Regions from separate parts of the Homo sapiens genome. Here region 2 is linked to region 1. The links are chromatin loops, found by intact Hi-C in ENCODE. Cell type or tissue: chondrocyte. All regions are shown on one strand. Links, peaks and the distances in the headings refer to the core of each region. The heading gives the core; the rest is flanking DNA. Region 1 overlaps ZBED3-AS1 (ZBED3 antisense RNA 1). Region 2 holds the start of OTP-AS1 (OTP antisense RNA 1).

Evidence for each region. A loop is a pair of places that touch in the nucleus more often than their neighbours do. Peaks named below come from ENCODE experiments on the same cell type or tissue, not always from the same donor. Only the 100,000 strongest peaks of a DNase experiment are listed, where the experiment ranks them.
Region 2: a loop joins it to region 1, with 2.7 times the contacts of the local background. A loop is called at or near these places in 2 of 110 quality-filtered maps.

The regions. Positions count from the first base shown.
Region 1 is chr5:77,137,924-77,150,076 of GRCh38, reverse strand. It overlaps ZBED3-AS1 (ZBED3 antisense RNA 1), which reads right to left. Exons shown (of 3, transcript NR_182763.1): 3 at 776-2,425. It also overlaps a transcript of PDE8B not described here and the pseudogene HMGB1P35. Among named protein-coding and RNA genes, the nearest start is that of ZBED3, 57 kb to the right of the region's middle. RefSeq lists an enhancer at 5,219-5,513. In chondrocyte, for the core only: CTCF peaks have their summits at 5,156 and 5,364 (motif pointing left); no DNase peak of the experiment used is centred there.
Region 2 is chr5:77,625,448-77,637,600 of GRCh38, reverse strand. It overlaps OTP (orthopedia homeobox), which reads left to right. Exons shown (of 3, transcript NM_032109.3): 2 at 371-780; 3 at 6,807-8,889. The coding sequence ends at 7,337. OTP-AS1 (OTP antisense RNA 1) reads right to left here and starts at 7,930. Exons shown (of 2, transcript NR_198942.1): 1 at 7,840-7,930; 2 at 3,141-4,878. RefSeq lists enhancers at 4,676-4,805, 4,908-5,408, 6,892-6,941, 8,699-9,264 and a silencer at 7,112-7,551. In chondrocyte, for the core only: a CTCF peak has its summit at 7,155; no DNase peak of the experiment used is centred there.

The DNA.
Region 1 (12,153 bases), core at 4,228-6,727:
GAGGATGTGGCTCAGTGCATCATAAGCTCTGCTACACGTCCTCTAGCAAGAGTGTCTGGAAGAATTTACCCCACATGCTCATAAATATTGTGTCCGAATGTAGGGATTATGGTAATAGTTACTTTATCTTTTTAATTTTTTTCATTTCCTCAAGGAAACTGTGATGGTCAGTAATAAATACTGTGATCCAGGTGAGGGTTTGACCAATACAGAACAGAAGACATAATAGCTCATTAAAAGCAGACTGAGAGTAAAGGAAGAATTAAAACTGCTTCTATTTGCAGATGGCATAATCTTGCGTATAGAAAACACCAAGGAATCTATACACAAAATATCTAGAACTAATCGAAGAATTTAGCAAAGCTGCAGGATCTAAGATCAGTATTTTAAAAATCTATTGTATTTGTATATATCAGCAATGTCAAGCCCAAAAAATAAAATTAAAAAAATTCTATTCACAAAGCCTCAAAAAGAATAAACAGAAATAAATGTAATAAAAGTTTAAGACTTGTACGCTAAAAATTGTGAAACGTTACTAAGAAAAATTAATGAAGATTTAAATAAATGGAGACATTCCCTGTCCATGGATTGGAAGACTCAAGCTTGTCAAGATGGCAATTCCCCCCTCAAATAGATCTATAGGTTCAACACAATTCCTATCAAAACTCCAGCAAGCATTTTTGTAAAACTTCACACATACATCCTAAAATTTGTATCAAAATGCAAAGTACAGCCAAAACTATTCTGAAAACTAAGAACAAAATTGAAAGACTTCTATCACCCAATTTCAAAATTTACTACAAAGCCACATGAATACACTGTGATATTGATGTAAGCATAGACATATCCTTAGAGATGAATGGAGAAGAACTGAGAGTTCAGATATAAACGCTTGCATTTATGGTCAATTGATTTTTGACACAGGTGCCAAAAAAATCAATGGGGAAAGGATAGTCTTTTCTCAGCAAGTGATCCTGGAACCATTGTACATCCACATGTACGAATATGAACTTAGGCCCTTCTCTCACATCATATGCAAAAAATGAATTAAAAATGGATCACAGGCCTATATAGAAGAGTTAAAACTGCAAAACTTCTGGAAGAAAATACCTTGGTAACTTTGAGTTGGGTAAAGAGTTCTTAGATACGACACAAAAATCATGACAGTTAAAGGAAGAAGTGATACATTAGACTTCATCAAAATCAAACTTTTGCACTTCAAAAGATCATTAAGAAAAAAATGTTGAAAAACAAGCTCTAGGTTGAGAAAATATTCAAAAATCCTAGACTTGATAAAGGACTTTTGCACAGAATAAAGAAAAAACTCTTACAACTGAATAATAAGAAAAACAACTCGATTTTTAAATGGGCAGAAGATTTGAATAGCCATTTCACTAAAGAATGTACATAAATGGCTAACAAGCATATGCAAAGATGCACAATATCATTAGTCATTAGGGAGACACAAATTAAAACCACGATAAGATATCACTACATCCCCACTAAAATAGTTATGATGTAAAAGAGAGACAATACCAAATGTTGGTGAGGATGTGGGAAAATTGAAACCATCATATATTGTTGATAAGAACGTAAAATGGCCCGTTCATGTTAGAAAACAGTTTGACAGTTTCTTTAAAAGTTAAACATACATTTACCATACAATCTAGTGATTCCACTCATAGGAACCTACCCAAGAGAAAGAAAAGCATGTCCACACAAAACTGTACATGAATGTTTACAGCAACATTATTCATTACAGTCAAAATCAGGAAACAACCCAAATTTCCATTAACTGATGAATGAATAAGCACAGTGTAATATGAGCAGATAAGAGAATACTCCACACAGCAGCCAGGGTGAACTTTTGAGATTACAAACTTGATCTGTGATATTAAGGTTAAAAGACAAATGAGACAATTGTAGCAAGTTTGTTAACAGTTTTAAAGTATTTGACTATATAAGTGTATATAATGTCTTGTCTTGGTACCTGTGTAAGTCATTTTGGAACTGATACACATTGTTGCTGACCTGCTGACTTGCTTCTTTGGTATGAAGCAGCATCTGGGCTTGCAATTTCTCTACTTCCCTGAATTCTCTTTCAGTTTTTCTGACTCCTAAGCCAGGTGTATGTGTTTAGCTCCATAATGAAGGACTCCAGCTTCTGTGGAGTCTGGCTCATATTCATGAGACAATAGCCTTTTTCTGATCTTCATTTCCTGCCTGCGGACTTCAGAGATTTGGCTGGGGTCAGATCTGCTCCCAAGCTCATGTGGCTTTTAGAACATTCAGTTTCTTGCAGGTTGTCAGACTGAGGACCTCATTTTCTTGCCGTCAGTTGGAGGCTGCCTTCAGCTCCTATGCTATATGGCCCTCTTCACATGGCAACTTGCTTTTTCAAAGACAGCAAGGGAGAGAGAATCTCCTGGAAAGATGGATTAGAACATTTTTTTACTAATAAAAAAATTGTATTTACTTAGAAGCATTCAGAATTCAGAATGTCAACAAAACAGCTGCCACTTTTTTTTTTGCAATTACAGAGTGGTATTCAGTTAACAAAACAACAATTATTTCATATAAGCTGCATCAGAGACAAGTGAAAATAAAAAATCTACCATCCCCATGTATAACTAATTTGTGCTGTGCACTAAGAAGAACCTGCTTTAAATTTCCTTGCCAGTTTACAACCCCCATACTGTATCAGGCAAGGTTAGTGCCCATTGAAAATACACCAGGACAGGGCTATCTAAAGCCACATTCAGTAGTGTGTTAACTATACAAAAAAGACACTGTGCAGTTTAAAAACAAATGTTACACAGCCTTACATCTCAATGTCTTTCTTTAAAAGGAGTTGTAAACAGGGGGTTTAAATGCTTTCTAGACAAGAAAAAAAACTGTGCTAGAACCAACTTACTCATTATCATCATCATCATCATCTTCATCTTCCTCTTCTTCCTTTTTTTGCTTTTTTTAGCCGTGACAACTCCCTTTTTTGCTGCATCAGGCTTTCCTTTAGCTCAGTATGAGGCAATATCCTTTTCATATTTTTCCTTCAGCTTCACAGCCTTCTTTTCATAAGGCTGCTTATCATCTGAGGCAGTGCCCTTCCACATCTCTTCCAATTTCTTTACAACTCACCAATGGATAGGCCAGGATGTTCTCCTTTGATTTTCGGGCAATACTCAGAACAGAACAAGAAAACAGCCAAAGAATGCCTCTTGGGTGCATTGGGATCCTTGAACTACTTTTTCGTCCTAAAGGGGATCTTTAGGAGGGATATAGGTTTTCATCTGTCTTTCATAACGAGCCTTGTTCGCCTTTGCCATGTCTTCAAATTTCCCTTTCTCTTTAGCAGACATGGTCTTGCACCTCTCTGAGCACTTCCTAGAAAACTGAGAAGTTGACTGAACCATCTGGGTGCTTCTTCTTATGCGCCTCCTGACAAGTTTGCCAAAGAATGCATATAATAACACCTTGCCTCTCAGGTTCCATGGATCTCTTTTGCCCATGTTTAGTTATTTTTCCTCAGTGAGGCACAGAGCTTTCCAGTACCCACCTGGCTCTCACTTGCCCCCGTGCTCTCTCTATGCAGCTCAATGTACTCAGAATCTTATATAATATAATCATGTAAACATAATCACATATATCTCATCATTTTTTGCCAAATTCTACTAGTTAGAAGCAAATCACAGGTTCCATCCACACTCATGGCGAGATCCCACAAGGGTGAAACCAGGAGGTGGGGATTGTGGGAGCTACCCTAGCATCTGTCCTCAGTTCACCCTTTTGGCCTCCAATGATTTGTGTCCCTCTCACACACAAAATACATTTACTATTTCCCAAGGTCCCTGAGAACCTCATATCATTACAGCATCTGCTTGAAGTCCAGCATCTCATCATTTAAATCAGGTCCAGGTATGCATGAGGCTCCTTGAGCGTAGTTCCTCTCAATCTATAAAACTAAAGACAAATCGTCTTGCTCCTAATGCACAATGAAGGAATGAATATAGTAAAATAGTTATAGACATTTCTAGTTAAAAAGAGAAGGAGAGGTGGGCAATGGAAGATAAAAAGGAGTTACAGTCCAAAGCAGTTTTAAAACCCAGCCTAGCAAACTTCAGTCAGAATTCTTTGATTAGATTTCAAGGGCTGGGAATAATTCACCATAGCTCTTGGTTCCACCCTCTGAGTCATCTTTCCTTTTTTCATGAAAAGTAGCACATGTTTGCAGCTGAGTAGTTTTATCATTCTGCTTCCTGCCAGTAGAATTTTGGAGATCTAACAGCCTCCTTTCATTTTGTACTCTTTCCGTCCCTTTCAGTTTAAGTTGGCAGTGTTTTTGCTGAAATACTTTTCTTAAATACTTTGTGGGTCTCCAGTAAATTTCCCTTTACATAAAGGCCACATCCAAGGTTCTTTTTGAGCTAGGCCCCCTTCTACCTTGAGTTCCTGCTGAGATGGTTGAAAGATAACTCAATTAAGCTTCCAAAAGGTCCTATTATTTGAGAGGTTCTGTGAGATACACCATTAATCTCTGGAGAGGGCCCTTTGTATGACTGAATACTACTCTGATCCCTTAATCTTCCTGAGATTTTAACAAAAGCTTGTACAATCACTACTTAGCTTTTTCTCTAGGCCAGGACTTATCTCTATGCCACAAGCTCAAAAGTGATTTCTTAATTTTAACATCTTTTGCCATCTGGAGAGACTGAGAATTTTCAGAATCATCTTTGATTCCTTTTTGTTTAACAGTTCTTCCCTCGATTTATCACTCTCCTCTTGCATTTTACTATAAGCACCAAGAAGAAACCAGGTGGTACCTTCAACACTTTGCTTGGAAATCTTTTTAGCTATATTTCATCACTTTGTATATGTATCATTGTGATGATTCATTTGTGTGTTTCTGCTTTTAAGGCATTTGTAGCATTTAAAAGACTTAGATATAGGATATTTGTGATTTTAGAAGTATATATATATTATACACTATATATTACATATATTTAGGATAATCAATTAGTTTATAAACTAATATTTAGATATTTGGAAAATGTCACATTTGTTAAATGCATAAGTTTTCATTTTTAGTCGTTTAGGGAGTATTTGAATTTTTAGGAGAATACTGTTTATTAAATAATTAATAAAGATGTAAGCAGACTACAAATAGCAGTGATTGTGCCTCTCTACACACAGAGGCCTCTCAGACATTGAAGAATTTAATCAGATGTAAACATTCCAGAAAGATTCATGGGGGTGATATTGAAATCAGGGGAACTTAGAACCTGAGAGCCAGGCCTGGCTATCAGTTGCTGCTTCGGTGAAGAGAATGGACGGCGGCCTTGCAACGCTGCTGCCCTGACTCCCTCTAGTGGTTCGGTCTGCAAAGACTGCCTTTCCTGATCACCAAGAGAAAAAATCTTTTGCTAGGTCATCTCTCTCCAAAAAGTTTCATTTGCTTGGTGAGACAAAAAAAAAAAGCTCAAAAATTCTTCCTCCAACATTTTTATATATATCTAGTCTTCATACAAACATTTCCTATATAACCAAGTATCACCACCTACTTTGAACATCTTTAATGATTATAAAATGCTTCCTTCTTTTCAGCGGACACCGTCCCTATGACTCGTACTCATTGGTCCTGTATTTACCGTTTGGAGCCACGCAATTTTCACTGCTCTTCCACCTGACAGCACTTCAAATCTTTGAAAACTTTGAAAACAGCTTCTTGTCCCCGCTGCAACTTATCTTCTTCAGGCCAACACACGTTGTTCATTCAACTGCTCCTTCTTTGACCCAGTTTCCAGATTCTTCTGTCCCCATTGCTCCCCTCTGGAGGCACTCCAATTTCTCAACAGCCCCTGGAGACATCCTGACTGCCAAGACCTGGACCCAGTGCCTGAGATGTGGTCCTACTGCCCCACAGAGCAGTGGGGCTGACACTACCCTCCTCCTGGACACTTCTCTTGTGAATCCATGCTCTTTTGAGCAGATTTACAAAATAATGGACCAAAGGCTGAGATTTCTCATGTCTGGATTCTTCTCGTATGAGGCAACTTCACGTTTGCTTTACCCTCCATGTAGCCAGGAAACATTTTCTGTTCTTGGACCGAACTTAGTTTCCCAAATACTGATGTATGCAAACAACTTCAAGCAGACCAGGGCTGTGTGAACTTGGACTGCCACTGATCAGAGCGCTAAAAAAAAAAAAAAAAAAAAAAAATCCCTCAAGAAGGACCACTCCCTTATGAGATTGAGGCTTGGGAGCTTGAGAATGCACCTCTCATCTTCAAGCTGGGGACATCTGACTAGCCTAAATCCCCTCTGCTGCTGTTTAAACTCATTTCCTCTAATATTGCCCTCTGTGGACAAGAAGAAAAAAGACTTGATGTCAATAATGTAACATCGTTTTATAGTTTGAAGACTGATACACCTCTCTCCTCTGAATGAATGTAGACATTTCCCTAAAGGGCTATTTTTCAAAACCTTTCATCAGTTACTTTGTCTCCCCTGGCTCCTTTCCAATTTCTCCATAACATCTTCCACTTATGGGCCCCAAGACTGAACAGTATGTTTTAATGACTGATATTGGCTATAGATTAAGAATTATATCTGTGAAAATATTTCCATTATAACATAGCTCATTGTTACAAAGATCTACACATGTAAGAAATCCCTGGCGTATAACAGGTTACATTTCAAAACTTTCTTTGTAGATCAATTATTTGGTATTTGGGCACATTTTTCCATAAAAACAATGTTATATCTTGTATTTGGACTCTGAGCCTAGCAAACAAGAGCCAGTTTAATCCACAGAGCAATAATGATATCAGGTTGAATTTCAAGAACAGGAGTTCTCCGATGTTGAGAATAGAAGACGCAAGATGATGGGAATCTCTTCCTCCAGTTTCTCATCAGGGAGCCGCACATAGGGAACATTAGGAAAGGGATGGCTATTAACTTTGGGTGTCTTCTCACATTCTTTTCTGGCCCTCCCCACCTCCTTGGGTTCTGGTTCCCGATATCCTAGGGTTCCCCGAAGTCTCCTAGGGTGCTGCCTCACTCAGATCTTCCCACAGTCCCCAACTCTCCATGCCTCAATACATCTTAGCTCCTCTCTCTTATGATCCAAACACACATTTCCTTAATGAAGCTAAGTTTGGGAGAGGGTTAGGATGACAAGCTTTCCTTGAACCAGCTGCCATTGAGTAAATTCTGAGCAAAGCGTCTGTTTTTAAATGAGTAGCTTACTTATCCAAAAGACTCTCATCTGTGCAGTTTCAGGCACTGCCACAAAATTAAAAAAAAAAAAAGATTACATGAAGGGAATAATTTGGGGAATGTGGAAGCCATTATAATAAGTGTGCTTATTCTTCCTGCTTGGGAATCTATCCCAAATGGTACCTGCTTTCCACAGATTCCCTCCTTTCCCCCTTTCTGAATCACAGATTATATGCCCCAGATTGTTTTCAGCAGTTCCAAGATTTTTAAAATTGTTTTTATCTTGAGAAATTACTGAATTAAGGCAGATAGACAACCCCCTGCCACCAGAAGAGTACATACTGTAGGATGCCATTTATATAAAACTAATCTATAGTGATAGAAAACAAATTGTTTAAGCAAAAAATGGATTACAAAAGGGCCTGAGAAAACTGTGGGAGGAAACAAATGTTGATTGTGGTAAAGATTCCATGGGTACGTACACTTGTCAAAACTTATCACATTGTGTACTTTAAATAAGTGCAGTTTAGTGTACATCAATTATACTCAATAAAGTTGTAAAAAAGAGAAATGCAACCAATATGCAAAAAGACTAATTGGCATTTATTAACAGCTCATATTTGCCTCAAGGATTGTTTATAAAAAATGAACTAAATAAAACAGATAAAAGTGACATCCCCAGACACAGTTCCAGTTCTTTACTGCAACCTCCAGAAGCAAGTAGCATGAATTTAGTGTATATCCAAATCAGTCCACTGGTAATAATTTTACATACATATATAGTCTTAATATAATGTATTATTTCTGTGTTTTTAAAATTTATATCAATGACATGCACATTTTATTCCATGAATCTCTTTTCTTTACATTATGTTACGTGTTGGTATTATATAGATACTTTATACATGGATATATTATGTTATATATGGGAACAATCCATTCCTTCTAATGGCCATTATAACAATTCATATCCTAATAGAATATTATGGTAATTCATATCAAAATAGAACGTGAATATGTTACATTTTATTTATAAATTCTCTCTTTGATAGGCATTTCAGTTGTTTCTAAGGTTTCATAATTATAAGCAATATTGCAATAAGCTAAGGTTTTCAAAACAAATGTCATGGTATTGGCGGTAGGAGTTACTGGGTAGTAGCCACCTGGTAGGTATATAGATAGGTCTTCTATGAGTCAGATATTGGTAAAGTAGAATGTCCTGTTTCAAGGATCCATGGACTGCACAAAAATAGCCAAAGTTGAATAAGACCCTGTCTTTAAATTCCAGAACAACAAAGTGGTGCTATTATGTATCCTGCAGAGTTGGAGATGATTCAGAGGACAATTCCAATGCCCCATAGAGTTTAAATCTGACTTGGATACAGTTGAGATTCAAAGCAGATGACCTCCCACAAAGCAGGTGGGTTAGATGCCTTTAGCAATAGGCCAAAGCAACTCAACTCTATCTGTTGCTGTTTAAAGCCTTCTTGAAGGTCGTTAATGTTAAATGAGCACCAGAAAATGTATATTCATTGCTTCTAGGTTACTATGTTTGATACATATGTATTAAATCTACCTTGTTTATAGTATTAGATCCCTCTTTTGTGCTTAATTTTTACTCTCTTGATTTGGTAAAGGTTCAAGGTAGCATGTTAAAGCATCCCATTGCTATTATGTTTCTAACAATTTTTCTAAAAACAAACATATACCAATTCCCAAAATTTATAGCTTTGTTATAATTTTAGAATATTGAAAGGTAAAATTCATATCTCAAAAGTATAGAGAAGAGAACTTCTAGCAATATAGTGGACTGAGATTATATAGAAGAATTCCCTCTTCAGTTACTGTTACAGGGAAACACAGAGAAAATTTTTTTATATATCTATATATACACATGTATATGAGTACAAATATGTACACACACACATACATGTATGTGTATATATACGTACATGTGTATGTATATATACGGTGGATGTACCTGACAGCAATAACTTAAGCATACTCTGTACAGCAGCCTGTATGGCAAACACATCTGACAGCAATAACTTAGCCTAGGAAATGGGGGTTGCCATGTGGATGTTGCTGGAGAGAGGGTGCTGAGTGAAGGTGCTGTATAAACTGCAGGCTTTTGGAAAGCAGTTGTGGTTCTCTTATCCAGCCCACTGCCACTAGTCCATCCCTGTACATAAGTTCCCCCAAATCAAATCTTATGTCTCATTTGCTGGCTCCAGGTCTCTTCTTTGGCCTCTTGAACCTGGTGCCATTCCTATTGGAGTCAATAGGGGTCCAGCACAACAATCTCTAGACAGAGAGAAAGGGAAATCCCCAGATTCTAGAAACAAAGAGGGAGCTCAGAGGCTGGGCAGTAAGTAGGGGCTAATGTCACTGTAGCCTCTGCAGGGTTTGGACCAATGATAGGCCCTGGAGATCTGGGGATTTTAACACCCTTGGGATTTTAACACCCTTGCAGGCCAATAAAATATTGTCTCTGGTGTGAGTAAGGAAGGCAACTGGAATTGAGCACTTTGCAAAATCTGAGTTCCTGAGGGCTACAGTGTTGGCAAAAACAAATCAGGAAAAAAAGCTCCCGTGTCCTTGGGCTATAGGTTTAAAAAAATAAAAATAAATTTAAAAAAAGGTCATACAGAAAAACTTGAAGCCAAGCCCATGCCATGCATTGAAGTGAGCTCTGAATTTTCACTGTGGGCAGAAATACCAAGAAACATTAGAGCTGGTTGAGAGTTGGTGATATCGGTAGGATGCCATCAGAAGCAAACTTGCAGGCATAGTGAAGTGACAATCACATTACCCAAGGCATACAGATCTTCACCAGAGGGGAGAAATCCCTGCTGAAAATAAGCTCATAATAAAAATTACAAACCATAGGAGGAAACCACCTTGAGGGTCAGATCATGAAATTAACAGAAAAAGTAATGCCCAAGAAGTAAAGAAACAGATCAAGCCACAGATGATTATAAAATAAGTACATTTTAAATGATTTACAAGGGCAAAGGAAAATACAAATTAAAAAACAGAAAAACATGTGAAAACAAAATGCAGATTTAGAAAATAACCAAATAGTTCTTTTATAAATGAAACTTATAGCCACTGAAACTTAAAACTAAATAGAAATATTTAATGGTTGAATAGAAAATAAGCAAACTGGAACTAAGGAAATGACTCAAAATGTAACACGGAAGTAAAAATGGAAAAACAATGAATGAAAGTTTAAGATCACAAAAGACAGAACCAGAAATGACAGAAAAGACATCCACTAGGAGTTTTGGAATGAGTGAATAGAAAATGGGAAAGAAGTAATATTTGAAGTGACAGTGACCGAGAATTTTCTCAGATTTGACAAGACAGGAATTCCTAGATTGACAAGTACACTGTATTGATACCTACTGCTGTATAACAAACCATCCCAGCATTTAGTGGATTAAAACAACCACCATTTATTTAACTGGCAGTTCAGTGGGTGAGCAACTTGGGCCTGGTTCAGCTGAGAGGTTCTCTTGGGCTTGAGAATGGGTTTACTCACACATTGGTAGTCATCTGGCAGATGCAGTCAGCAGGCCACGGCCTGGCTCCTGCTGGCCTAGCAAGAAATAAAGGGGAAGAGAAGGAGCCTCAGTCCAGGGGGGCTCCCTGCAGAGAATGCTCTGTTTCGCTTAGCAACCATCATGCCACAGACAAGTTACTCTGGCAGTGACCCAAGACCTCTGTGTTCTAACTTAATGTGCTGGGGTATAGCGTGTTCTGCCCTTTTACACAGATTGTGACAGATGTTGACTAACTGGGAACGACTTGATTCCAGGAGGGGCCGTGGGAGTCATTTTAATTAATGGCTTGACATTTCTTTGCCATTGTTGCAAGCTTGAGGTAACTAATGGTTAGTTTTACCCATGACCACTTCGCCCTGCAAATTCAGCTCAAATAACCTAAATTAAAATAGAAATTGCTTTGGTCAGGGTTAAAATTTGTGCTGTTAGGACTATAGTCCTAAGACTTTTTTCTTTTTTGGATTATGGCTAATGTTTAAAAGAATCAACAAGACTTATCTGTATCTTTACATAGTGTTTTAGATCGTTGGATAGGCAAAGTAGAAAAGGCGAGTCTGGATTGTGGGAAATAAAAGCAAGTAGAAAAAAATTGAAAATGCAGATCATTTCAAAGAAGAAAACAACAAGGCTTTCCCATCTGGGGCTTCCTAAAACATGAATTCCTCTCAGCCAAGTAGTGGAACCTAAAAAGTCATTTGTTTTTCCTAAATAAACTCCATGCTGGAGTCTTTGATAAACAAACTGATAGGAAATAAGGAAACCCTGTTAAAAATCACAGTAGACTTTAGAATGAAAGAAGCCTGCTTACTTCTGTTCTGGAAATACTCAGCTCTGGAAAGGGCTTCCAGGCGGATCATCCTCACATAATTTTTATACTTGAAATATACAAGCTATGGGAGAAAGCAAAAACAAAAACAACAGAAAAACCACCCTGAGGGACAAGAGGGAAAAGTGTCACCTGTCCCAAAAATTTAATCCATTTAAGACCTAAAAGCAGGGCCAGAGGGAAGGTGTAGGGAAGGGTGGGGACAAGAAACCATCCATGTGGCTTCAGGATGGGAGGGGGCTGAAGAGAAGCCACCCCCCGGACTCCAAATTTCCAAGGACAATATCTATTTCAAATATTCACTTGTCTCCTTCTCCTCATAAATGCCCTTGGACTTGTATTACTAGATGTTCAGATAAATAGTTTTAAAAATTGTGTCACTATTATCATGGGAAGTCCAAGGGGAGTAGGGAAGTTATTACTTTTTTTAAGTATTACTTTTAATAGCAAAAACCGCAATTACTTTTGTACCAACCTAATAGAAAGGGTCTTTCCAGCTACCTTGGCAACCATGCTTATTTCCAGTGCTTCTGGGTGGGCAGCATG
Region 2 (12,153 bases), core at 5,964-8,463, 490 kb before region 1:
CTGCCCCCCGCACCCCTGTGTCCAAAGATTTGCTCTCGATTTCCTGGGGCGCCTGGGGTACGGTTTATGGAAGGGATTCAGAGGCATGTTTTATTGCCGGGACTGGGAGTGTTTTATTGTGGGAGAGACGAAAGCTTGTGCTGTTTACTACGGGAGCCGGCTGCGGCGAGGGCAAGGGGCCGGGAGATATTATTCCAACCCGGCTGTCCAAATTCTGGGGAACCCAGCTGAATACCCTGGGAGTTTCTTCCTTAGGACAAGCGCGGGTGCGGAGGGGGCCGAGGACGGGTTGAAGGAAGGCTGCGCGGGGAAGACAGCCCCTCCTGGCATCGCCAAGAAAGTAGTGACCGCGATCCCCTTGCCTCCTCAGGTATGAAAGATGCCGCCGAGCTTCTGGGCCACCGGGAGGCGGTGAAGTGTAGGCTGGGCGTGGGGGGCTCCGACCCCGGGGGCCATCCGGGGGACCTGGCGCCCAACTCTGACCCAGTGGAGGGAGCCACTCTGCTGCCCGGGGAGGACATCACCACAGTGGGCTCTACTCCGGCCTCGCTGGCGGTGAGCGCCAAAGACCCGGACAAGCAGCCCGGGCCCCAGGGCGGCCCGAACCCCAGCCAAGCCGGCCAGCAGCAGGGCCAACAGAAGCAGAAGCGCCACCGGACGCGCTTCACCCCCGCACAGCTCAACGAGTTGGAGAGGAGCTTCGCCAAGACTCACTACCCCGACATCTTTATGCGTGAGGAGCTGGCACTGCGTATCGGGCTGACCGAGTCCCGAGTGCAGGTACGAGGGGCTTGGGATCTGGGACAGAAGGCAAGGACAGGGCGGGAGGATTTGGGCAAAGGGAGCAGGGTCTTCCCTTCCCCTGTCGAGATCCTGGGCTGCTTTCAGGCTGCCTGTGCGTTCCTGTATCGAGTTATCTCCTTCTCTACCCGGAAACTGGTCCCCATCGCCATCCCCCAATGGACACGCAAGGCCCGTCTCCGGCCAGTATAGCGACATCCCGGAAGAAGCTCCTCAAAATCGAAGCCCGGCGTTGTCGGGCTACAGGGTTCGCCTCCTCCGCCTGAGAAGGCAACCTCAGCGCCCCCCCGGGCGGCCCAGCCGAGCGCACACCTCAACTCCTGCTCGCATTATTGACAAATATTACCCCCTAATGAGTTTGTGTTAAGCGTTTGGATAAAAGGAGGAATGCAACAATTATACAGAAAACAAGAGAAAAGAGCAAATAAGGCGAATGAGCGCCTTTTAAAAAAGTGCTACACCCAGGTTTCACGGCGTGGCTTTATTACCTTAAGTATCACCCTCCCTCTGCACTCAGGCGAAATATTCCTAGCTTTGATGTTTGCAAGGGGTTTGAACTTTCGTAGTCTACCAGTGCGCTGGGGGCAGCTGACGAGATTCCCAAAGCCGGTGAGCCCCGTTTTGTTTTGGAGTCCTCTAAGGAAGCTACGGTGGGGGAGGGGAAATGAAGGCTTTCTGTTGTGGATATCATGTCTGAAGAAGGGGCATTCAGAACGGGAAAGGTTGACAGGCAGTAGAGGAAATCATTGCTGACCCCTTATTCTCCTCCAACCACTCTCCAAGCTGTAAATTATATATAACCTAGAAAATCACACCTATAATTATTCTGAAAATTGGTGAATAAAAGTATAAGCCTAGTGAATCCCAGATTTTTGTTTGTTTTTTTTTTTTGTTTTTTAAAAGAAAGAATGAAGACATATCAAATATTTTATGGACAGGTGCCTGGAGGTGAAATTCCAAGCGCCGGTACTCACTCTTGAGCTATCCAGGGTGCTGAAAAATCTTCCTTTGCCGTCTTGGACGGTGGTATTTTCTGTACGATATCCTGGGTGTCATCAACCTGGTCAATTTGTTAAACCAGTGCTACCTACTTTTATAAAATTAACTTTAAGATCTTAGTTACTTTACATTTGATCTAAGAAGTAAGCAATGAGAACGTCCGTAATCACAGCGTTGAATGTTTCTGTCTCCATTCGGCATTTTAAAGATAGTCTAAACTGAAAAGATAGCGCATGCTTCTGCTCTAATAGCAAATGAATATTATTGGGGATTTAAAATGGTCAAATTAATAAAGTAATGTTGATTAACATAATGATTAGCATTTTTATACAATATAAGTCTGGGTGGTTTTCCTAGTGAAAGGCCTAGACCATGGTCTTTTAAAACGACACACCAAAAGAGTACTAATTGTGTAACTGTAAACATGTGTTAGTAATGCTCTTCAAAATTTTTATTTTTCACCTTTTAAAAAATATCTGAAGTTGAGTTTAAACCTTTACATAAATATACAATTTCAATACTTCCATCAACACTGATGACAGTGCTTGCTTGTAGGTTCAATTTTGCAGGTTAGAAATTCATAAATTTTGGGGTTTTGTCCTTTAAGAGAAAGATTATCTATTAATTCTGTATTTAAAGGGTAAAATGCTGTGTCTTAACCTAGATATACTGGCAATTAGTTTAAATTAAAATAGAACTTAGAATCACAAATAAAATATAATTGAACAACTGATTTTATGAAAAAAGAAAACGAGGTCTATTAAACTTTATTAGGTCTTCCAAAGGTTAATGACAGTTATTCTTTTAACAGAAAAAGTTGTAAATGAAATAAAATATAAGCTATGTAACAGAAATAGTTATTTTCAAAAAGTACACAAAAGAATGCACAAGAAGAAAGAGACAAAGTACTCTAATTGTTCCAGCATAATGTTCAAGCAAAGATAATAGCTTGAGCCTGCTGATAGACACAATTTAATAGAATGGCAATTTCAATATTTTTAAAAATAATGTTCCATAGTTTAAAAAGTAATCAGATCAACATAACCTTCTTAATTAACTTTTCAAAATGATTAACATTATGTAATGTAATGCAAAAATAATTTATGGAAAATGTATTTACTTCACAATTCACTGTACCATTGCTCCTTGACCAAATTCAAATTAAATAGTAATTGGCTTATGTTCTTATATGATCAATACTTCATAGTTTTCTTTATAGTTAACAGACTGCCACACATTCTTTTCAGTATGTGGGCCACTGCGCTGATTAAAAATTATCTAAACATTTAATTCATTGCAATTGTATATTTTTAAAGATGCTTTTTGATTCTAGACTAAATTATCCAATATACTTATTTTTTATCTTTATTTGGTATATATCACACTTTTAAGTATTTATTAAAGCATCTCTACTCACATGGAGGCCAATTCCATGTCTGATATAGCTCCTCTTTTCTGGCCAGTGTAATAAAACCATTCCTTTTATAGCATGCCATTATTAGAAACCAATTTCAGAATTATTTATAACCTGGAATGGCTTATTAAGCAGCAATGTGAGAATCATGCAAATTATGTGATCAAATGCAATATAATAAGCATAATCATTAGTCTCTAGCATGGATTAATTAACTTTCAATATTTTATTTACATAAAAACCAAATCAGTAAAATAACTTCTGCACAGTCAGGCTTGCCTTTCAATATTTTATATGAACAAAAATAGTGTGCTGTAATTCCATTGACCGTGTCCCCCAGAATGGCCCTGTCACCTGCCACATCTTAATAGGGGGACAAACTGAGAGTATTTTCTAGTTTTCTAATGGAATGAGAAATTGCATTTTCTTCCTCTCCCAGCACTATTAAACTGTAATGAATTCGGCCCAGAGTTCACGGCTGGCTGATCGAAATGAACCTGAGATCTAGGCTTTAATACAGCTCCCCAGATTTCCTCCAAAATCTTCACATTAATCATTTGCTGGATTCCAATGAGATCTTCATAAAGCATTTGCTTCAAGGGGGGAAAAAGTAATATTCTCTCTTTCTCTCCCTCTTTTTTCTATTTCTCAGTCATTTATAGCTGGGGAATTAAACGGGCTATATATTTTAAAATACATTTACAGTATGTCTATATTACTGTAACAGCAGATATCATGAAAGTGGATTTTTAGATTCCAACCTCCATTAGATTCTCACTGTTGTATTAAGCATTTTCCAAGAAGAGCTGCATTTCAAACTGAGTACAAAGTTGGCCCGTGGCTGGGGTTAATATATTTCCTGGAGTTGTCATCTGTGCATTCTAAAAATCTCCCTTAGGTTTTGCCTGCATTTTAATCCGTCATGCTCTAGTTTTCAAGTGGAAACATTCACATTTAAAAAACATATGCATCGTAGCTTGGAACGGAGGTGCTCAGACCCCACGCAGATTTTTTTTCCCAATCCCAGTAAGCCATGAAACATAAAAAAATTTGTAGCCATCATTTGACTACTAACCCTCAAACATAATTGAGCACGATTTTCCGATTATTTCTATAATATTTAGTTCTTTAACAGCTGTTCTTTTCCGCCTGTGCCTGAGCAGATCCTAGATTCAGAAACCATTCTGGTAGTCACATTTTCTATTGAAATTCTACTGGGCAATCCTCCCCCTCTTTCTTTTTTCTGCTCCTTCCCTCACACTCCCTCTCCTCAAACAAACATTTCGGGATTCACTGGCACTTGCAGGTTGTTAGGAACCGGTCTTGATTTTATAAGACACCTTTCAAAACATAATCCCGGTGCGGCGTGTAAGGTGTGGGAACCGTTTAGTCACAGACACCGTCCCGTCTACCTCCCCCGAGTCCAGCCTTGGGTGGGTGCTGCACAGCGACTTTCGGCCTTAGGTCTTCTCGCTGTGCCTTCCTTTCCTCCTGAGAGATGCTCTCCGCCTAAGACCGCTAACAGCTCAATTGGGTCTCATTGATCCCACTCACCATCTAGAGCCCTGTTGCCTCATTAATCCGTTGTGCCACCAGCTCACGGGCTGCAACTGGGAAGAGACGAGACCTGTTTATCCATCGCCGACACTGGGATACGCAGCAATCTGCAAAATGGGGTAGAAACCACAGGAAGAAAGTGGTAGGCGACGGCGCAGGCACGGTAGAAAGGCGAGGGCCGGCCCCAAGCTGGGGGAGTATTCTAGACTGCAACACCGTTCACACTGGTAAGCGTAGAGTGCGTCTACGCTTGCCTGGGCATGAACACACCGCTGAACATTGCTGGCTCACCGAGACCGAGGGCAGGTATGTCCATACCCCTGATACTTTAGCTTGCAGAGTAAACACTAAATAGGTTAGATTAACGGATGCACAACGTTTTTTTCCACGGATATCGTGGTCAAATTGCGTTGGCCAAATTCTAAGAGGAAACTCAGTACCTGGGCTTGTCCTACATCATTTATATTTAGGCACAGTAAACGCCAGATGACCAGATTTTAAACTGCAAGTCTTCCAGGCAGGCTTGCTGGCAAATTATTATTATTATTATTGTCATTTAAAAAGATCACATTCAAATAGGGGGAGATGGGAGTTATCTTGGATTGGCAGCTTATGTGATATCTTTCAGGCAGAACTCTTCTTCTGTGATAGAGGGTTTGACATGCCTAGGCAAATTTGCCTGACAGGGTCTGTAACTCCCGGGCCACTGTTAAAAAAAAAAAAAATAGGAAGGCTGTTTTCATTTGGAGTGTATTTTATCAAACTCATTTCCCTGAAAAAGGACGTTTGGGTTTGTCTGAGCAAAATTAAATTTGATTCATATATCTCGTAGTGAAATGTGACCTCCTTTAATTCATATTGGTCCGAAAATTTGCTTTTAGTTTATAAATGAAATGGGGGCGACTTGAGGGAACTGGAGGCCTTGTTACTTGGGACCCTTGGTAAGTTCCTGAAAGGAATAGACTTTGGCTTGGCGCGGTGGCTCACGTCTGTAATCCTAGCACTTTGGGAGGCCGAGGCGGGTGGATCACGAGGTCAGGAGTTCAAGACCAGCCTGGCCAACATGGTGAAACCCCGTCTCCACTAAAAGTACAAAAATTATCTGGGCATGGTGGCGCGTTTCTGTAATCCTAGCTACTCGGGAGGCTGAGGCAGGAGAATTGCTTCAGCCGGGACCCGGGAAGCGGAGGTTGCAGTGAGCCGAGATCGTGCCACTGCACTCCAACCTGGGCTACAGAGCAAGACTCCGTCTCAAAAAAAAAAAAAAAAAAAAAAAAAGAATAGGGTTGAAGGCTCTTGGGGCAGCAGGTTCCAGCCACTCGTACAGCCCAGACAAAGGTGTCCATAGAGTGGTTTGGGAATGAGGCACGGAGAGTTGTGGCAGTAGCACGAAGCAATATGGGAGGAATCGGAAGTCATGGTGGTGACCCAAACAACACTGTAGCTCAGTGGCGTTCACTTTCCCACGCAGATCACTGTATTAACCTCTCCGCTCTGTCAACCGTAGCGTTAGGGGTTTTCCTTTGTCTTTCGATTTTGAAACTATGTCATCCACAGCCTGTCATCAATTTCCAAATTTCCAGCGTTTCTGAAAATTCTATAGCACATCAGTGTTATAAGGCATGCTATTAAGCTACATGGGTACACGTTTATCTTCATTTGTACACCTGTGGGTCGAACTTTGACACATGCCTGACTGCAGACCTGTGAATCTGTGCAGTGCACAGAATGTGCAGGGGCGTGGTGAAGACTGCACACATTTGGTGTGTTTGCACAGTGCGTAAACTCTTCGGGGCACGAGCTCTTAGGAGCGCAGGACTCCGCGCTTGGTGGGTGCAGGGGGCGCCAGTTGCCAGGAGTTGGTGGGGAGCCACAGTCTCCGGCTGGGTATGGGGGCTTGTCGGGCCTACGGCACTTGTTCCTCCCAGGGCAGAGCGGCTGTATCCGAGGCGGGTTTCTGGGGCTCAAGCCCCAACTCCCCAGCCGCCGGGCCGGCTAATAGCTCCCTGTCTGTCTCCCGCCCCGCCCGCTCCAGGTCTGGTTCCAGAACCGACGCGCCAAGTGGAAGAAGCGCAAAAAGACGACCAACGTGTTCCGTGCGCCCGGCACACTGCTGCCCACGCCAGGCCTGCCTCAGTTCCCGTCGGCTGCCGCCGCCGCTGCCGCCGCCATGGGCGACAGCCTGTGCTCTTTCCACGCCAACGACACCCGCTGGGCGGCGGCCGCCATGCCTGGCGTGTCACAGCTGCCTCTGCCGCCGGCGCTGGGCAGGCAGCAGGCCATGGCGCAGTCGCTGTCCCAGTGCAGCCTGGCGGCCGGTCCGCCGCCCAACTCCATGGGCCTGTCCAACAGCCTGGCGGGTTCCAACGGCGCGGGGCTGCAGTCGCACCTCTACCAGCCCGCCTTCCCCGGCATGGTGCCCGCCTCCCTCCCCGGCCCCAGCAACGTCTCCGGTTCGCCCCAGCTCTGCAGCTCCCCGGACAGCAGCGACGTGTGGCGGGGCACCAGCATCGCCTCCCTCCGCCGCAAGGCGCTAGAGCACACAGTCTCTATGAGCTTCACTTAATGCAGCCGCGCCCCGGCCCGCTCCGCCCCCAGCACCGCCCCGGGGGCCGCCCCGAGGCCCTTCCGGCGCGCACCCGGACCCCGGCGCCCTGCCCCGTCCCGCCCCGGCCTTCGCCCCGTCTCGTTTCGTCCTCGCCTCTCTCCTCCACTCGCTCGGGCTCACCCCAAGCCCCAGCCCGCGAGGCCTCCCCTCCGCCTGATTTCGATCGCCCGCGGTCCCCCGTCTCCCGGCCGCCCCTCTTCCCTTCCCACCCAGCTGCGCCCTCGGCTCGGTCTCCAGCGCCTCAGCCCACCCTTCCCGCCACCCTGGCCTCCCTGCTTGCGCTGGCCGTGCTCGCGCCCTCCTCCTGGCCTTCTGACGGGCGGCGTTCCCACCCACACCTTCGACGCGACGCCTACGACCCCCCTCGCCCGCCGCCTCCCCTCCGGTCCCCTCTTTCCCCACACTTCGCGACCCTCCTCCCGCGCCCGGCAAAAAGTATCCTTCCCGCCATTTTACGTACCAGGGAGTCGACTCAGGATCTGAAATCAGACACCAATGGACTGGTTTGTGGGCAGAAACACACACACTCGCACTCTCGCTCACGCTCAGACGCTACACACGCGCGCGCACAGACACGGTGCACCTAGGTCACACACGGACGTGTTCAAGGGACAGCACAATGTTAGGGATTTTTGTCTTAAAGGAGGACAAGCATTGCTACCAACCGCCTCATCTGAGGGCCCAACTGATATGATTTGATTTATCCTTGTACTCTCCAAGCTCCTGTCTTTCTTTCCTCTCCCACCACGCTACCCTTGCCCAGTCCACCCAGTCACATCCGTGCAGCCCTCTCTTGGCTTGCAAGATAACGCTTTTATTTTTATTTTATCTTATTTTCATTTTCTTAAGCACAACTGTGTGAGAGTGTAGAAGGGAAGGCTTCTCAGGAGGAACGTGACAGTGGATTGGGTGGCTGGAGTAGACTAAAGCAGTCATGTGACGAGGAAGAGGTGATCTGACCCATTTTGATAAGTCTTTATAAGGAAGAATAAAATAAACGTGTAAGCAAAATTTTCTTTTGTAAAAGCAAAAGCCACATCTCTTTTCTGGATCCTTCAGGACTGGGGTTTGTTTGCTTCCTTTTCTGTTTCTGTCTTCTCGCTGCTCTGTGCCCTTGGTTGTTTTGTGGTGGTCCTGTCGTCCCTCGTGCCCCTCGGCCACCTGCTGGCAGCCGATGGGGGCACTCGGACATCTACAACCCTGCAACTTTGTACAGAGAAACACAATCAGCTCTTTCTGCATGTGCTGGTCAAATCCAAACCCAGAGAACAGAAGCGCTTTCTAAGAATGAACAAATATGTGAAATAGGATGTTTTGTGTAGATAAAGCATTCTTGTTACATACTGGTCAATTTGTGATATGTTTTAACTTAATGTCTGTGTTTATTTATGGAATTCGGTTTTCTTAATAAATGTTTGAGCTAATATAAAGCATATTATTTGACTTTTCCGGACAAGTTTATATCAAGTTAAATGTAAATGGATAAAATAAAATCATTTTCAGTATGTGATATAGAGAATGATGGGTTTTGGTGTGACCTTGAACGGCGGGAGGGGTCTCGTGGGGGGAGGGGAGGGGCCGGTCTTGGGAATGGTTATATTCGCGCCAGTTGGAACGCGTGGGCCCTTCGCCCTGCAGTGGGCTTGGGTTCGGTTTCTGGGCTGCAAGGTGAGGTCTCCGCGACGGGGCGGCATGCTGGGGCGCCGCGAGCGCCTCACGCAAGCTCTGAGCCTCCCGAGGTTTCCGGGCCAACCCAGGTTTCCCAGGTGGGACTCCGAGCGTCGCTGTCGGCACGAAACGCAGGGCGCGAGAGTTCCTCAGATGAACGGTGTCCCTGGGGCAGTGGCGCGGAGGGCGCCCCTCGCGGGCTGCGTGCGCGTGATGGGGAGGCCGTGGGTGGGAGGGGACCACAATTCGCACCCTCGGCCTTCAGAGCCTGGAGTTCTGCTCTCCGGCGCCGCCCCAGCCGTGTCTGGCCCCAGGTACGCGGTGGAAGCTAGGCCGCGGCTCTTGCCTCCTCCGGGGCCTAGGCCTCTTTGGGGCCTTCCCTAAGGCCACGGCGCCCCTTCATGTCCCCAGACCCGGGATCCGCTTCAGATACCCGGGACCTCCCAAGTAAGGGACAAACGCGCTTCTCCAGAAGAGGCGTGTCCGGGACGACCAGCACCTACCAGGGCTCCCCCAACCCCGGGGCTGCTCTGGTTTCCTGTCAGGGTCCCTGCTGGCTGCGTACTAACCTCGACTTCAGGCACGTGCTCAGGGGACTGCCCCAAAGGAGTAGGAAAAAAATGCCGTTTCTTCGGTCGGCCGAGGGGAAGGTTTGCGGTGTGTTTTAAACTTGGAGGCAAATCGATATCACAGGCTTCCTTGGGAAGGCTAACCGAAATCAATCTTGTGGTTTGAAATTTAATGGTCATTATAGGCATTGAGAGGGCACCCCTTTTCCCACGGGAAGACTTCTCATTTGGTTGCCTCAGAGTGTAAACCCTAAAAAATACCCTCCTGCTAAAATACAATACAGCTGGGCTACATGTGAATTTGAGGAGCTGTTGTAATCGTTACTCAACTAAGAGAACACAATGGAATCTCCTCAGAGATGAGAACAAAAAGCTATGATTTTTAATGATAAAGTAAATCTGTTCATGTTACCTTAGGAATTTTAATTAGAGGTAAACTGGTGGGTGGGTTCACAGAATATTTCAGTTATACACTTTCCTAAAGACTATTTTTAGTACATTAAAATATTAAAGAAGAGAAAACATGCTCATTTTGAATTTCATACAAGAACGGAACATTTCTGTATTTGAGAACTCATCCAAGAATTCAGCAGCACACAACCACCAAATTTCTAAAATATGAGTTAATGAAAAATACTTTTCCTTGTTTTTGCATTTCATCATATTCTCGCTTGTTTTATGTTAGTGCTTTTTTTTAAAAAAAATTGAAATCGTGGATACTGTAATCTCAAGTCACATTTAAGAGATCAGTACAAATTACGGATTGCTTCACCAGTGCTCATGGAATGTTGTTTACAAGGATGCCAATTTTACAGCTTTTTATGCTGCTATAAAGCATAACTTTATGATGTAGGAATGCAATAAAGGATGCTAAATGGAATCTTTAAAAATTGTATTTCTCAAAGGCAAGGGAAATGGGATCTTTCATTGGAAAAAAATGGGCCAACTCAGAACACTGATGAGAAGTTGCAAATCAACTCAAGTGATAGATGCTTTCAAAGATACTTATATTTCATAATGTAGTGGTTATTTATCAATATTATAGTAAAGTGTACAGAGTTTTTCACTTGGCTTGACTCTGGGCTAATATTTGTTTCTATAGCAATAATAGATTTTTGTATTCAGAATCCTGAACATTTTAAAGTCATATACGCCATTAGGTTAAGGGAAGGCAAGCAGGCCTGAATTGTTAAGGTTGACGGTTTAGCAAAGATAAAAAGAGAAGAATAAGAACCTCAATCACAAGCCTGAAAGATTTCTGCTTTTTGAAGGAGAAAAATCTAACAACAGAATAATGCTTCATACAATTTTTTTACTCATCATTAACAGCAATTCTGACTCAAAATTGTTAAAGATCTAATAATAATTAAGTAAATTTAATAAGGGAATAAAGACAATAAAGTTGAATAATATCAGAACACAAAGTAGTTTAAGTACAACATGCTAGATGTCCTGCCTCTAATAATTGTACTTTTTGCTGAGTAGCCTGTTTGATATTGAATACTGTCACCACATGCTAGCTGGAAACAATCCATTATGATGTAACCATATGATTGATTTATTTTAATATACAAGTTCATCCTTGTATCTTTATTTTTTCCTCAGTATTGGTACTAAATATCATACATGCCATACAAGTGATGGTATAGTAATGATTTTGCACTTAGATTACCTTTTGTTGATGGTGGAGGAAATATGATATGGGAATGCAACCTGCTGAAGATGATGTTAGATACTCAATACAAAACAGCATGCAGAGCAGTTTGGGTAAATCACGGTAGATGTGCATATAGACATGCAGAGGAAATAAAGAGGAAAATTCTAACTTTGGGACAATTTATGTTTGGTGCCCCCAATGACAGCTTTTCCCAAAAATGAAAATGTGTTTTTAATTTATATTGTGGAACTTACATTTAAATTTTTAGGATAAAGAAAAAACTTAGCCCACAAATATGTGTATTCTAGTAATGGCAGTAGTTAACCTGTCAGTTGAAATAATGTAACCTTCCTTTTCTCCTTTTCATGACATAAAGATAATCTCATCTGAGGGCATTTATGTGAAGAAATAACAGCATGGCATGGTGAAACCACTGGCTCATTAATCCTGGCATCTACTTCCTACAGGGTTCCGTGATTAGTTAGATTCATTCACTGGGCATTTCAGAGTTTTTGATTTGTCACCATTGGCTAGGTTCACTGAGTTCAGGCTGAATTGAGCCAGAAGCAATGTTTATTAGTAATTTTGTAGTACAGGCTACCCTAATAATTCAGCCCAAATATCTCATCTGAAAAATATCCATTCACCCTCACTTCTAATGTGGGTTGCAGCTGTGTTCATAGGGAATTGAAAGAACGTCAGTGATTGGGCATGTATTTTCTAAATTATTAATATGATGGCTAATAGCTGTAAACCCATCTTTGTATCCAATGCAGAAATTATGACTTATTTTAAAAATGAAAGCTGCAACAAAGAGGGGCACCTCCTGCCCGGCTTTCTGCTAAGTCTCCTCAGTGCAGAGCTTTTGGTATAGGAACCA